Regions from separate parts of the Homo sapiens genome. Here region 2 is linked to region 1. Evidence: read pairs that join two places in POLR2A ChIA-PET (ENCODE). Cell type or tissue: Panc1. All regions are shown on one strand.

Region 1 (8,000 bases):
AATAGAAAGATGAAGCAAAGGAGTCATGTGAGTGAAGTGATTCATCATCATAGGAAAGCGAAGCCAGGAATAGACAGAGAGAAAGAAAGTACATGGAGGGGTCACATGCAGATGGCAAAAGTTGAAACAGGAGGATCAGGTCACTGAGTGGGATACTGGCATTTAATATTCACATTCCAGGTTTTGATAAGGTCCCACGGTTTGAACACGAGAGTGAGGTTATGGAAATGGAAGGGAAGTGTATTTGTTTTCTATTGCTTGAGTAACAAATTACCATCAAGTTAATGTCTTAAAACAATACCCATTTATTATCTCCCAATTGTGGAGGTCAGAAGTCTAGGCTAGGTTAGGCTTTGCTCAGGGTATCAACAGGCCAAGTCAAAGTGTCAGCCAGCTGAAATGAACTCTTAGCTGGACACTCTTCTCTAAAGAACCAAGCAGAGTAAGGTTGTTGGCAGAATCCATTTCTTTTTGGTTCCAAGACTGAGTTTCCTGTGTCCTTGCTGAATGTCAACCAGGGGCACCCTCAGCTCCTCTTGGCTGCCTGCATTTCTTCCCATGTGGCCCCTCCACTTTCAAAACAGTTTGAGTCCTTCTCAAACTTTGAACCCAACTGTCCCTTCTGCCTTTTTTTTTTTTTTTTTTTTTGAGATGGAGTCTCGCCCTGTTGCCCAGGCTGGAGTACAGTGGCACAATCTCGGCTCACTGCAACCTTCGCCTCCCAGGCTCAAGCAATTATCCTGCCTCAACCTCCCGAGTAGCTGGACTACAGGCATGCGTCACCATGCCCAGCTAATTTTTGTTATTTTTAGTAGAGACGGGGGTTTCACCATATTGGCCAGGCTGGTTTCGAACTCCTGACCTCAGGTGATCCACCCACCTTGGCCTCCCAAAAGTGCTGGGATTATAGGCATGAGCCACTGCGCCCAGGCTCTTTCTGCCTTTTAAAGGGCTTATGTGATTAAATCAGGCCCACCTTTACAATCTTGATATGTTAGAGTCATCTGACTTAGGACTTTAGTTATAACTTCAAAATCCTTCAGATCAGTACCTAGATTAGTGCTTGATGAAATAACCAGGGAATGAACTGGAATTGTAGGGGTTAGGGGAGAGGGAGATCTTTAGAATTCTGCCTATCCTGGAGATGGAGTTGAGATCAGAGAGCACAGAAGCTAGGGTGATGGGATGATCATCAAAATAAACAGAGAAGTTACCAAGATAGCAATAATCTTGGAGAGACGAGAAATGTCAAAAAGCAGGCGTCAAAGTCTTTTAGACATGGAAAGTGAAGAGAAGGTGGGTTTTACACAGAGAGAGACAGCATCGGGGAGGGGGCAGGGGATTGTGGGGGTAGTAAGAGCCCAGATGCTGGAGCCAGAACACCTTGGTTCATGTAATTTGCTTTATACAGCAGACAAGAGACCAATTAAGAAGTAATTCATTTGGTTATAAAGTTTATTTAGGGCCAGGTGCAGTGGTTCACACCTGTAATCCCAGCGCTTTGGGAGGCTGAAGCGGGTGGATCATGAGGTTAGGAGATTGAGACCATCCTGGCCAACATGGTGAAACCCCATCTGTACTAAAAATACAAAAATTAGCTGAGCATGGTGGCATGCGCCTGTAGTCCCAGCTACTCAGGAGGCTGAGGCAGGAGAATCGCTTGAACCCAGGAGGCAGAGGTTGCAGTGAGCTGGGATCTCGCCACTGCACTCCACCCTGGTGACAGAGCTAGGCTTCCTCTCAAAAAAAAAAAAAGTTCATTTGGTTATAAAGTTTATTTGGTTATAAAGTTCACTTCTAAAAATTAGACTGCAGTGAAAAAAAAAAAACTACGTATTGATAATTAACCTGCAGAGTCAGATAGTACAGTAGAGTATATAACATTTGTCTCTGCAGATTAAGCTAAAAGGTTAAATGTTAAGAATTCACCAAACTACATTTCAGTACCTATAAAAGTCTTTTGTTTAACTAAATTTTGTAGGGAAGTATAACATACATAAGTCTTTTGTTTAACTAAATTTTGTAGGGAAGTACAACATACCAAAAAAGTACAGGAAATCTAAGTGGACAGCTTGATATATATTTACAAAGTGAACACACCTGTATACCTGTCACTCAGATTAAAAAAAAAAAAATTGTATTAGCAATGCCACAGAAGCCTCCCTCAAGCTCCATCCCTTCCAAAGGTAACATCTATTACCATTAAAGGTCATCACTCCCAAAGGTCATCCCATCCATTCTGACTTCTATCATTATATATTAGTTGTGTCTGTTTAAAACTGTATATAAATGAAGTAGTTATCTTTTTTTTTTTTTTTTTGAGACAAGGTCTCACTCTGTCACGCAGACTAGAGTGCAGTGGCACAGTCTCAGGTTACTGCAGCCATGGCCTCCTGGGTTCAAGCAATTCTCCTGCCTCAGCCTCCTGAGTAGCTGAGATTACAGGCATGCACCACCATGCCCGGCTAATTTTTGTATTTTTAGTAGAGATGGGGTTTCACCATGTTGGCCAGGCTGGTCTGGAACTCCTGACCTCATGATCCACCCGTCTCAGCCTCCCAAAGTGCTGGCATTACAGGCATGAGCCATCATGCCCAACCAAGCAAGTAGTTACCATTTTGAGACTGTCTTCTTTTGTTGAATATTATCGGCATGAAATTCATATATTTTGCAGGTCATAAAGGCTTATTCATTCTTATCTTTATGAGGATTCCACTTTATGAGTACAGTGTAATTTATTTATCTACTTTTGATGGGCCTTTGGGTCCTTTCCAGTTTGGCAATACACCCTAAAGTGTTAGATTAGAAAAGAGTTCTAATGGTCAGTTAAACCCATCATCCACAAGTATGGCTAAATGGAGGCCCAAAATGTGAAACTATTTTCTCCCTTTGATTATGCTCCAAACGGCACAAACAAACCAGAAAAATAGCAAGAAGATCAATATTGTAGAAGAAAGTAAGTAAACGATGATTCCGTTTCTTCCTCAAGCAGATGTCATCTAACCCCTCATTAAGCAATGTTTTTTTGAGGGCTCCCTTACATTAGGTCCCATGTTTGGCACTAAAGAAGAGAAACAAGACACAGGTCCAGGCACAGTGGCTCACACCTGTATTCCCAGCACTTTGAGAGGCCGAGGTGGGTGGATCACCTGAGGTCAGGAGTTCGAGACCAGCCTGGCCAACATGGTGAAACCCCGTCTCTACTAAAAATACAAAAATTAGCCAGGCATGGTGGCATGCGCCTGTAGTCCCAGCTACTCGGGAGGCTGAGGCAGAAGAATTGCTTGAACCCGGGAGGCGGAGGTTGCGGTGAGCCGAGATTGTGCCACTGCACTCCAGCCTGAGTAGCAGAGTGAGACTCCGTCTCAAAAAAAAAAAAAAAAAAAGCTGCATTTTTAAACCTTTTTTTCTTTCCTCCTTTCTTGCCAGTCTCAAGACACAGCTTTGAGACAAACCACAGATGTGTTTTCTGTTGTCTTGAAATATGCCTTTGAATGTGTTTTAACACTCTATTCCCTTCCCTTTCCCACCTTATGCTCTCATGCCTTATGCACATTTATTTACCTGGATGCTTGTTAAGCTCACATCATACTCACTTATCTGGTCATATATTTCTTTAGAAGCTTCAGGGGCCTAATCCTGACACAAAAACAGGCACTTCTGGGATTCTCTTCCCAGCCGGAGATGACTTCTAGGCCAGGGTTCACTCCCAGATAGATATTGACTGCAAGACTGACTGGGATTGATTTGTAACTTGGATGAGCCCACGAAGGTGCTGGCCCCTTCACCAGATGGAACAATAATTCAAGATAAGCTACTAGGGCAAGCCCACGCCACCTGGCACCTACTAGCCCCCTTGCCTCTCCGGCATTCAAAGCCCCTCTTCTGAAACCCCTGCCCTCTCTCCAGAAATTGGAAAGTGGAAATTTTTGTAAAGTATTCTGACCACTTTCCTCCTTGCTGTCAATGGATAATAAAATTCACTCTTTATCATACCTCACTCTTGTTATTTTGTCTTCATTCCACAGGCAGCGAGCGACCGGCTCCTCTTTCAGTTATAAACCTAACGTTTTAGAAAGGTTAATCTTATCAACCTAAATGCCCATAATTAGCAGATGGGATAAAGAAAATGCACTGGTATATATGTATATACCATGAGGGTGTAAGACATATACACCATGAAGTACTATGCAGCCATAAAAAGGAATGAGATCATGTCTTACAGGAACACGGATGGAGCCGGAGACTATTATCCTTAGTAAACTAACGCAGGAACAGAAAACCAAATATCACATGTTCTCACTTATAAATGGGAGCTAAAGGATGAGAACTCATGAACACAAAGAAGGAAACAACAGACACGGGTCTACTTGAGGGTGGAGGTTGAGAGGAGGGAGAGATGCAGAAAAAATAACTTGGGTACTGGGCTTAATACCTGGTTGATGAAATCACCTGCACAACAAACCCTCATGACACGAGTTTACCTATACAACAAACCTTCACATATACCCCTGAACCTAAAGTAAAAGTTAAAAAAAAAAAAAAAAGAAAGGTTATTCTGTTCATGTATAGAATGGATGGGGGGATGTGGGAAGGCAGAGATCAGTCTGGAAATTTAAAAAAAAAATGATTGAACTAAAGAGATGACTTAAACTGAGAAAAGAGGCATCAAAGAAACATTGTAAATGAAGAATTTACAGAAGCTGGTGACTGAGAACACTGAAGGTGAAAGACAAAGAAGCTAGAGATGACTTCAAGGTCTGATTCGTTCTTTTTCAAATTGGCTAATTATTTGATTGTCTCCTGTTCTTCCTCATGTTTTCAATGCCATCTTCACATTTTAAAACATTTCAAGCAGAGTTATTTACTTTAATTCTGATAATTATAATATCCAAAGTCTTTGTGTTTCTGGTTGTATTATCTATGGCTTGCTTGATCTCTTTTTTTATTATTATGAATTTTTTGTTGGCTGCCTCTCTGTAGGAATTCTTTGAGGATTGAGGAGGATACATTTATCTGGGAAAGTTTGTGTTTGCTTTAAGACACCTGGGAATATTACCCATCCTGACAGCCTTTGAATTACAGACCTGTGGGGCCCAGCATGATGGCATGTGCCTGTAATCCCAGCTACTCAGAAGGTCGAAGCAGGAGGATCACTTGAGGCCAAAGGAGTTCCAGGCCACAGTGTGCTATGATTGTGCCTGCAAGTGGATTCTGCACTCCAGCCTGGGCAACATGGCAAGACCCCATCTCTAAAATAAAATAAATAAGGCTGGGTGCGTTGGCTCATGCCTGTAATCCCAGCACTTGGGAGGCCAAGGCACATGGATCACCTGAGGTCAGGAGTTCGAGACCAGCCTGGCCAACATGGTGAAACTCCGTGTCTACTAAAAATACAAAAATGAGCTGGGCATGGTGGCAGGTGCCTGTAATCCCAGCTACTCGGGAGGCTGAGGCAGGAGAATCCTTGAACCTGGGAAGCAGAGGTTGCAGTGAGCCAAGATCACACCACTGCACTCCAGCCTGGGCAACAAGAGCAAAGCTCCGTCACAAAAAAAAAAAAAATTGCTGGGCCTAGTGGCTCATGCCTATAATCCCAGCACTTTGGGAGGCGGAGCTGGGCGGATCACCTGAGACCAGCCTGGCCAACCTGGTGAAACCCCGTCTCTACTAAAAATACAAAAATGAACCAGGCACAGTGGCACCCGCCTGTAATCCCAGCTTACTCAGGAGGCTGAAGAAGGAGAATCACTTGAACCAAGGAGGCAGAGGTTGCAGTGAGCCGAGTCACGCCACTGCACTCCAGCCTGGGAGACAGAGCAAGACTCTGTCTCAGGGAAAAAAAAAAAAATTAATTAATTAATTAAATTAATAAGTAAATAAAGTATAGACTTGTGGTTTTTCAATCATACAAAGAATGTAGATTCAGATCCCAAACCACTTAAGATCTGGTCAGTGGCTACAAATTCTTAGAGGAGGCTTTATTTCTTCTTTTTTTAAACTTCCATTCATAGCCCAGCCCAAGATGGAAATGTATTCTCTATTTTGCAGGAGGGGTTTTTTTCTGGCTTGCCCATTCTGAGCTCCAGACAGTATGCATGAAGATAAGCTTCCATTCTGTGTGGATTCAGGGCTTTGTTCCCTGTCTTCTCTGTGTAGTGAACTTTTTAGGTCATAAATAGCATTGTAGGGCTCAAGGCACACAGGGACTTTGAAGGGTAGCTTAATTGCCTGGTCTCTGCTCCTGTTCCATTAGTGATCTTAGTGGACTCATCTAAACATTGAAAAGCAGTTTTTAACACATTAAGTATTTTTCATTATTATGTAGGTCAAGTGGTTTCAGAATTTCTAACACTGCAATATTGCTAAAAATGGAAGTCCTCAATTGTATTGGTCATCATATTCACTTTTTCTTGTTATTATGGAAATTTTGAAACATCTCCAAAGTAGAAAGCATAGTATGACAAACCCCTATGTATCAATCTTCAACTAGTGGCCAATCTTTGTTTCATTGATACCTGCCTTTTTTCCCTCTTTCCCACAGATTATTTTGAAACAAATTTCAGAAAGCAAACTACTACACAATTGATTTACTTAGGAAATGGAATTATGTTCTGTGTGATTGCATCTAAATAGCTTCATTAACCACATCCTTTTGCCTTCCATTGTTTACTGTAAAATTATGAATCTAAAAACTTGAGTAGATTCAGGTCCAATCACTTGACAATAATGCATTCTAGGTGTTGTATACTTCCATTAGGAAGCTCCGAATGCCTAATTTTATTCGTAACTATTTTCAGATCTCTATAAAAGATATGGATTCTATTTTTCAAGCAAACCCCAACACTATTATCACATCTAAACAATGGACAATTTATTTTTACATTTATTTTATTTTAGTGGAAGTGCCAGGGATTGAAATTTTCTCAATAGCATGAAATATCCAGTCATTGTTCAAATATCTCTAATTTTTGGCCAGGCATGGTGGCTCATACCTGTAATCCCAACACTTTGGGAGGCTGAGATGGGAAGATCACTTGAGCCCAGGAGTTTGAGAACAGCCCGGGAAATGTAGCGAGACCCTGTCGCTACAAGAAAAAAGAAAACAAATATCACTGATTGTCTCATAATTTTTAATGTTTAAATTTTCAAATCAAAATCCAAATAATGTCCGTATTACTTTTGGCCGATGTGTCTCAGACTTGTTTAGTTAAAGGATCCCACTCACACTCTCTTATTTCCCCCTTACAGTTTGTTATGGACAGCAGTGTGTCCTTGAGAAATTCATGTTGAAGTGCTATCTTCAATACCTCAGAATGTGACTGTATTTGTAGACAGGGTTTTTGAAGAAGTGATTACATTAAATGAGGTCTTTAGGGTGGGCCTTAATCCAACCTGACTGGTGTTTTTTTTTTTTCTTTTTATTTTACTTTAAGTTCTGGGGTATCTGTGCAGAATGTGCAGGTTTGTTACATAGGTATACACATGCCATGGTGGTTTGCGGTTCCTATCAACCTGTCATCTAGGTTTTAAGCCCCGCATGCATTAGGTATTTGTCCTAATGCTTTCCCTCTCCTTGCTCCCTACTCCCCAACAGGCCCTGGTGTGTGATGTTCCCTCCCTGTGTCCATGTGTTCTCACTGTTCAACTCTCACCTATGAGTGAAAACATGCAGTGTTTGGTTTTCTGTTCCTGTGTTACTTTGCTGAGAATGACGGCTTCCAGCTTCATCCATGTCCCTCCAAAGGACATGAACTCATTCTTTTTTATGGCCACATAGTATTACAGACATGCGCCACCACGCCCAGGTAATTTTGTAATTTTAGTAGAGACAGACAGGGTTTCTCCATGTTGGTCAGGCTGGTCTGGAACTCCTGACCTCAGGTGATCCACCCGCCTCAGCCTCCCAAAGTGCTGGGATTACAGGCGTGAGCCACCATGCCCAGCTGATGATAGTTTCTTTTGCTGTGCAGAAGCTCTTTAGTTTACTTAGATCCCAT
Region 2 (8,000 bases), 100 kb before region 1:
TTCCCCACCACACTCTCTCTCTCTCTCAGTCGGTTTATGTGTTAGTACCCTGTTTATTCCAGAAAGAATATATAACACAATTATGTATAAAAATGGGTGGTTAGCATGATATAAAAACGTCAAAATGAAAAGCAAGCAAAACAAAAGTAAAAATAATGGATTATTAATGAAGCTTAAAAATGCATTCATAAAAACACATATGCTTATTAAGATTGGGCTACAAATTGGGCCCTAAGCTTGCTGGTAATCAGCTTGAAAAGAGAAGCCTGATTAGCTGCAGAGTCCACAATGTCCGTGAGAGTGAAGAAAACAAAAAATGACTTACCAAGAGATGTGAAATTATTCTGGTTAGTTAGTGGCTATTTAAATTGTTAACTTTTTTTTCTTTTTTTTTTTTTTTTGAGATGGAGTCTTGCTCTGCCTCCCAGGCTGGAGTGCAGTGGCACAATCGCGACTCACTGCAACCTCCACCTCCCGGGTTCAAGCGATTCTCTTGCCTCAGCCTCCCAAGTAGCTAGGACTACAGGCACATGCCATCATGCCCGGCTAATTTTTGTATTTGTAGTAGATATGGGGTTTCACCATGTTGGTCTCAAACTCCTGACTGCAAGCAATCTGCCCACCTTGGCCTCCCAAAGTGGTGGGATTACAGGCAGTAGCCACCGTGCCTTTCCTAAATTATTAACATTTATAATAAAATTAACAGCCGCCTTCCATTTGAATACTTTTTACAAAATAGTTAAAAATAAACATAAGTGGGCTTTTATAGTCAGAAAAAAAAATTCAAAGCTTTACCATTAACTTTCAAAAATAAATGGTTAGACAGCAACAACAAAAATCTGTGGTAACTGAGGTACAGAGAACACAGATGAATGTTATTACAAAAGCCACTTTCCTATGAGAAGTCTAGGACAGTGGTTTCTAAATGCCACTCCACAGACAGTGCTAGTAGGTGACAGACTTCTCCAGTCACAGTGAAATTTAAGCATAAAGAAAATGAGGAAAATTTTTACAAGGCTCTATTTAGACAAAGTTCTTATTCTGACATTACATCTTTCCTACTTTGGAGCTGTTGAATGTATTATCTTTTATGAAAAGAAGGCGATCCAGGTTGAGCATCCCTAACCCAAATATGTGAGTCTGAAATGCTCCAAAACCTAAAACTTCTTGAGCACAAACATGATAGTCAAAGGTCATGCTTAAAGGAAATGCTGTCATTGGAGCAGTTTGGATTTTGGGTTTTCAGATTAGGGATGCTGAACCAGTAAGTATAATGCAAACATTCCAAAATATTTTTGAAAATCCCAAATCCAAAACACTTCTGATCCCAAGTATTTCAAATAAGGGATACTCAACCTGTAATATATTTCTTCATTTCTTTATTTATTTTATTATTATTTTAAGATGGCTCATGGCCCACTGCAGCCTCAAACTCCTAGGCTCAAGTGATCTTCCGACCTCAACCTCCCAGGTAGCTCAGGTAGCTGGGACTGCAGGCATGCATCACCATGCCTGGCTAATTTTTTAAAAAATTTTTTGTGGAGGCAGAGTCTCACCTTGCTGCCCAGGCCAGTCTCAAACTCCTGGCTTCAAGCAGTACTCCTGCCTCAGCCTCCCAAAGTATTAGGATTACAGGTGTGACCACTATGCCTGGCCCATATTTCTTCATTTAGTTTTTTCTTTGCCTGCTGTGTTTTTAATGTTCTTTCTTGTTCAAACAAAAAGTTGGCTATTCCTTGCTGTTAGTTAAATTTGCCAATCTATGAAACTGAAAAATGCAGGAGTCCCAGCCTGGTGTTAAATACAAAGAAATCCCAGGTAAATGGCATGCACCCAGTTCCTGCTTGCCCAAGTCCTTGGTGAGGCTTCTGTGGGGTCTCAGTGTTCTGCTCCTCACTCAGTGACCCCTTGTTCTTCAGGAGGACCTGGATTTGGATCACAGTTCTTTACCACGTCCCATGAGCAGCCGAAGTTTCCCTCGAAGCCTGGATGACTCTGAGGAGGATGACGATGAAGATAGCGGACATAGCTCCAGAAGGAGGGGAAGCATTTCTAGTGGCGTTTCTTACGAAGAGTTTCAAGTGTAAGTATAAAGGAATTGGCAGAATTTGCGTTGACAAGAGTCCACATGAGACCAGGCAGTTCCCTCATCTCTCTGAATTCACTCCTTTCCATTACTAATCATCCAGCTTTTAAAAATAACTTATACTGGCCAGACGCAGTGGCTCATGCCTGTAATCCCACCACTTTGGGAGGCCAAAGCAGGCAGGTCATGAGGTCAGAAGTTCGAGACGAGCCTGGCCAACATAGTGAAACCCCATCTCTATTAAAAATACAAAAAATTAGCTGGGCATGGTGGTGGGCACCTGTAATCCTAGCTACTTGGGAGGCTGAGGCAAGAGAATTGCTTGAACCCGGGAGGCGGAGGTTACAGAGAGCCGAGATGGCTCCACTGCACACCAGCCTGGGCGACAGTGCAAGACTCTGTCTCAAAAAAAAAAAAACTTGTCAATTGGTGTTTTGTTTCTTACATAATATGTTTACTATAAAAATTAGCAAATAAGAGCAAAAGAAAACATTAACATTTCACATATTTCTACCAATGAAAAATGTTTATTAATATATCAGTGTTTGTGTCTCTATTTGCATGTGTTTATCAATGTTTCTATATATTTTTATGGCCTAACATATGGTTCGTCCTGAAGAATGTTCCTTGTGCATTTGAGAAGAATGAATATTCTGCTGTTCAAGTGTTCTGTAGATGTTTGTTAGGTCTAGTTTGTTTACAGTTTTATTCAGGTCTCCCATTTCCTGGTTGATCTTAGATGTGCCTAGATGTGGTATTCACGTTTGAAAGTGGGGTATTAAAGTCTCCAAGTATTATTAGTTGGAGTTCATCCCTTCAATTCTGTAAGGTTTTGCTTTGTGTATTTTGGAACTCTGTTGTTGGGTGCATACATATTTATAACTAGTATATTTTCCTAATATATTGACCCTATTTTCTCTCTCAACTTAATGAGGCTAAAGAAAAAAAAGAATTGACCCTGTTTTCATTACAAGATGTTATCCACTTTATCTCTAGTAAAATTCTTTGTTTTAAGTATTTTTTGTTTGATATTACTGTAACCACTCCAGCTTTCTTTTGGTTGCTGTTTGCATGATAAATCTTTTTCCATCCTTTTACTTTAAACTTATTTATATCTTTCAGTCTGAAGTATGTCTCTCCTGTAGACAGCATATAATTGGATCTTATCTTTTTATCCAGTTTGACAATTTCTGTTTTTGATTAGATTGCTTAATCCATTCATTTAATGTTATCATTGATGTAGTTGATTTCTGTCTGCTATTTTATTTTTTGTTTTCTAGCTTACTTTTTTTTGTTCCTCTTTCACTGCTTTCTTGTACATTAAGTGAATATTTTCAAGTATAACATTTAAATTTTTTTAATGATTTTTCATTTTTTTTAGTCAGGAGTTGCTCTAAGACTTAGTTTATACAATTAAGTTATGAAAAATTACTTCAGATATATATTAACTGAATCCAGTGAGATATAGAAATCATTTCTATTTAGCTTTTTTCCTCTTCCCTCTTTTTGTGCTATATATTCATCTATCTATATGTATATATAGTCATCTACATATGTTGCAAATCACATTGTTAGAACAATGTTACATTTTTATAACACACTGTGTAATATATAGTATATAATTTTATATCTCTTAATGAAGCTGAGAGAAGAGGAAGTATATATTTATAAATGTGTATATTAACCTACTTTTTTACCATTTCTAATTCTCTTCTTTTGCTCCTCTGGATTCAAGTTATCATCTGTCGTCATTCTCTTTCTCCGATACAGCTTTGCTACTGCCTACCTCCTATTATTGTCAAATATATTACATTTCTATTATAGACCTTCAGATCCAATTATGTACATATTTTTACACAACTGCTTTTTAAATCAGTTAAGGAACAAAAGGAGAAATGTACATATATACTATATTTTATACCTACACAGTTATCTTTACCAGTGTTCTTTGCCTTTTCATGTGGATTCTGATTACTATCTGGAGTCACTTGCTTTCAGCATAAAGAATTTCCTTTAGTATTTTTTGTAAAGCAGGTTTGCTAGCAATGAATTCTTTCATTTTTTGTTTATCTGAGAATGTTTTTCTTTCTCCTTCATTTCCTCTGGCTTGTATTGTTTCTGATGAGAAGACAGGTGCTAATTTTACTGTGGTCCCCTTGTACATGATGACTCAATTTTCTCTCACCACTTTCAAGATTTTTTTGCTTTTGTCTTTCATTATTTTTACTGTGATATGTCTGGGTATAAATCTCTGAGTTCATCCTACTTAGAAAGTGTTTTTTCTGCTTCTTTCACTTTCTCTTCTCCTTTGGGACCCGCATTATGCATATGCTTAGGGGTATCACATATTTCTCTTAGGCTCTGTTCGTCGTCATTTTTTTTCCCTCTCTGTTCCTCAGAGTGCATAGTCTGTATTGATGTATCTTCAAGTTCACTGACTTGTTCTTCTGTCAGCTTGCTTAAATCTCTGTTGAGCTCCTCTAGTTATTTATTTATTTATTTATTTATTTTATATATATATATATATATATATATATAGAGAGAGAGAGAGAGAGAGAGAGAGAAAGAGAGAGAGAGAGAGACAGGGAGACAGGGTCTCACTCCATCACCCAGGCTGGAGTACAGTGGTGTAATCATGGCTCTCTACAGCCTGAACACCTGGGCTCAAATGATCCTCCTGCCTCAACCTCCCAAGTAGCTAGGACTATGGGCACATGCTGCCATGCCTGGCTAATTTTTAAAAAAAAATTTGTAGAGATGGCATCTTGTTATGTTGCCCAGGTTGGTCTCAAACTCCCGGCCTCAAGTGATCCTTCCGCCTCGGCCTCCCAAAGTGCTGGGGTCACAGGTATGAGCCACCGCACTTAGCCTGAATTTTTTATTTATTATACTTTTCAACTCCAGAATTTCTATTTGGTTCTTTTTAGCAATCTCTGTCTCTTTATTCTGTATTTGATGATATCCTGTATTTGATGAGACAATGTCATCATAACTTCCTTTTTTTTTTAAGAGATAGGGTCTCTCTCTGTCACCCAGGCTAGAGTGCAGTGGCATGATCCTAGCTCACTGCAGCCTCGAACTCCTGAACTCAAGCAATCCTCCCACCTCAGCCTCCTAAGTACCTGACACTACAGGCATGAGCCACTGTACCCAGCTAATTTTTATTTTTTGTAGAGATGGGGTCTAAGTTGCCCAGGCTGGTCTCAAACTCCTGGGCTCAAGTGATCCTCCCTGCTCAGGCTCCCAAAGTGCTGGGATTACAGGCATGAACCACTGGACCCAGCCTCCTTTATTTCTTTAACCATGGTGGGGTTTTTTATTATTTGTTTGTTTGTTTTAACCTGTTTGAATATATTTATAATAGGTACCTTCAGGTCTTTGTCTGCTAAGTCTGACATCTGGGCCCTCTCAAAGACAGTTTCAGTTGTCTTTTTTTTTTTCTTCTTGTGTATGGGAACATTTTCCTGTTTTTTTGTTTTGTTTTTTGTTGTTTTGTTTTGTTGTTGTTGTTGTTGTTAAAGATTGGACATGTTAGATAATATATTGTAGGAACTCTGGCTAGTGATTCCCTTTCCTCCCCAGGACTTGTTTTTATTTCTCTTTGCTTGTTTACTTTTTCATACAGTCTGTTTCCCCACAGTGTCTGCCTCTGACTTTATTCCTTAGAGGGCGCAGCTGTGGCCATGTACGTAGTCACTCTGGGAAGACAGTGGTTTTAGCAGCGTGCTCATTAACTTTCTCTGACCTCTTTGTTATACCTCCTGCCTCTGTGGATATTAGACCCAGTTATTACATTTCATTGTTTACTGATTGGTCTATTGTTTTCCAGAATGCCTTGGGATGTAATTTGCTCCACAGTCTGATCCACTTAAATTCAGGCCTCTTTGCAGGGCTAGTTTTAGAGGCCAGTCTTTTTTTTTTTTTTTTTTTTTTTTTGAGACAGAGTCTCACTCTGTTGCCCAGGCCGGAATGTAGTGGTGCAGTCTCAGCTCACTGCAGCCTCAATCTCTCAGGCTCAAGCAATCTTCCCACCTCAGCTTCTCAAGTAGCTAGGACTACAGGTGCACGCCACCATGCCTGGTTAATTTTTGCATTTTTTATAGAGATGGGGTTTTACCATGTTGCCCCGGCTGGTCTCAAACTCCTGAGTTCAAGCAATCCACCCACCTCAGCCTCACAAAAGGCCGGGATTACAGATATGCACCACCACGCCTGGCCCCTGAGGCCAGTCTTTAACTGTCTTCTTAGCTGTCTCTTTCCCTGGTTCTCTCTGGTGAACTAGCTGGTAATTTGTTTATCTCATAAGGCTACCAGATTCCTTGTAAATGCTTATCCCCACAATCTCCATTGTTTTCAAGAGCATCGTTAGTCTTTAATTTCCTCACGCTTCATTCCAAATAAAGTCCATTCACTTGAGAAGAGTTCTATATTCCTATGACCTGTGTCTCCCCATGAGCAAAACTGCTACTGCTTTACAGAGCCAGGGACAGTGGCCCACCTCTCTGTGGCATCCTGCTTTATGAACAAGTCACTGGGCTCAGATGGCAGTCTCTGATTTTCTCACCTTGCTTCTTCTGGCATGGAAACTCCACCCTACAAGTGGGAACTGAGTGGAAGAAGAGAGCCCCATTCCCCTTAGCCACTCTTAACAGGATTAGAACCTCTGCAACATGCATTTAAGAATGGGAACAGGCTGGGCACAGTGGCTCACGCCTGTAATCCTAGCACTTTGGGAGGTCAAGGCAGGAGGATTGCTTGAGCCAGGAGTTCAGGACCAGCCTGTGCAACATGGTGAGACCCTCATCTCTACAAGAAATAGAAAAATTAACTGGTGGGTTGTGTATACCTGTAATCCCAGCTACTCGGGAGCCTGAAGTGGGAGGATTGCTTGAACCTGGAGGCAGAGGTTGCAGTGAGTCAAGATTACACCATTGCACGCCAGCCTGGGCAACAGAGTGAGACTCTGTCTCAAAAAAAAAAAAAAAAAAAGAGTAGGAACATTGAGGCTGGGCATGGTGGCTCATGCCTGTAATCCTAGCACTATGGGAGGCCAAGGCAGGAGTATCACTTGACGCTAGGAGTTCAAGACCAACCTGGGTAACATAGCGAGACTTTGTCTCTATTAAAAAAAAAAAAAAAAAAGGTGTAAAAAACTTTTGTAACAAGAGTGGGAAAGCCGGGCACAGTGGCTCACACCTGTAATCCCAGCACTTTGGAAGGCCAAGGCAGGCAGGCGGATCACCTGAGGTCAGGAGTTTGAGACCAGCCTGGCCAACGTGGTGAAACCCCATCTCTACTAAAAAATAGAAAAATTATCTGGGCATGGTGGTGCACACCTGTAGTCCCAGCTACTCGGGAGGCTGAGGCAGGAGAATCACTTGAACCTACGAGGCAGAAGTTGCAGTAAGCCAAGATCACGCCACTGCACTCCAGCCTGGGCGACAGAGCAAGACTCTGTCTCAAAAAAAAAAAAAGAGTGGAAATGTTAGGATGAGAAATGCTGGCAGCCTGCCCCTCCCTGGGAGATACTGTAGCCCTAGACTGGAAGTTGGGGGAGGAGGGAGCCCTGTGCTCTTAGCTGCACCCATGTGAAGTTGTGCTTCTATCACATGAGCTGGGGACAGGAGAGAAGGCTCAGATTATGGCTTCAGTGCCACAGAATCTCTTCATACTAAAATTTAGTAGATTTTCTTGAATAAATGCTTTTTCATTTGCTGTACACCCTTAAAAGTTTCTAGAAATTTTTAATATTTGAGTTTTAAAAAATAATTTTCAACAGTTACAGTTATTTCACTAAAGAGAGAGTCTACAGAACCCTCTTGCCACCATTGCAGAGGTTGTCTTTGGCTTACGAGTTTTTAAAGTATTTGTATACATTTTTTAAGTTCAAAATAATAGAATTGTAAGTGAACAT

What was found. ChIA-PET counts read pairs that join two places held together with the same protein. Peaks named below come from ENCODE experiments on the same cell type or tissue, not always from the same donor. Only the 100,000 strongest peaks of a DNase experiment are listed, where the experiment ranks them.
Region 2: POLR2A ChIA-PET joins it to region 1 with 6 read pairs; 7 of 35 experiments call an interaction of 5 or more read pairs at or near these places.

The regions. Positions count from the first base shown.
Region 1 is chr4:88,166,744-88,174,743 of GRCh38, forward strand. It overlaps a transcript of ABCG2 not described here. Among named protein-coding and RNA genes, the nearest start is that of ABCG2, 12 kb to the left of the region's middle. In Panc1, no CTCF peak of the experiment used is centred here; no DNase peak of the experiment used is centred here; H3K27ac peaks cover 1,571 bases.
Region 2 is chr4:88,065,979-88,073,978 of GRCh38, forward strand. It overlaps PKD2 (polycystin 2, transient receptor potential cation channel), which reads left to right. Exons shown (of 15, transcript NM_000297.4): 13 at 1,920-2,083. Among named protein-coding and RNA genes, the nearest start is that of PKD2, 62 kb to the left of the region's middle. In Panc1, no CTCF peak of the experiment used is centred here; no DNase peak of the experiment used is centred here.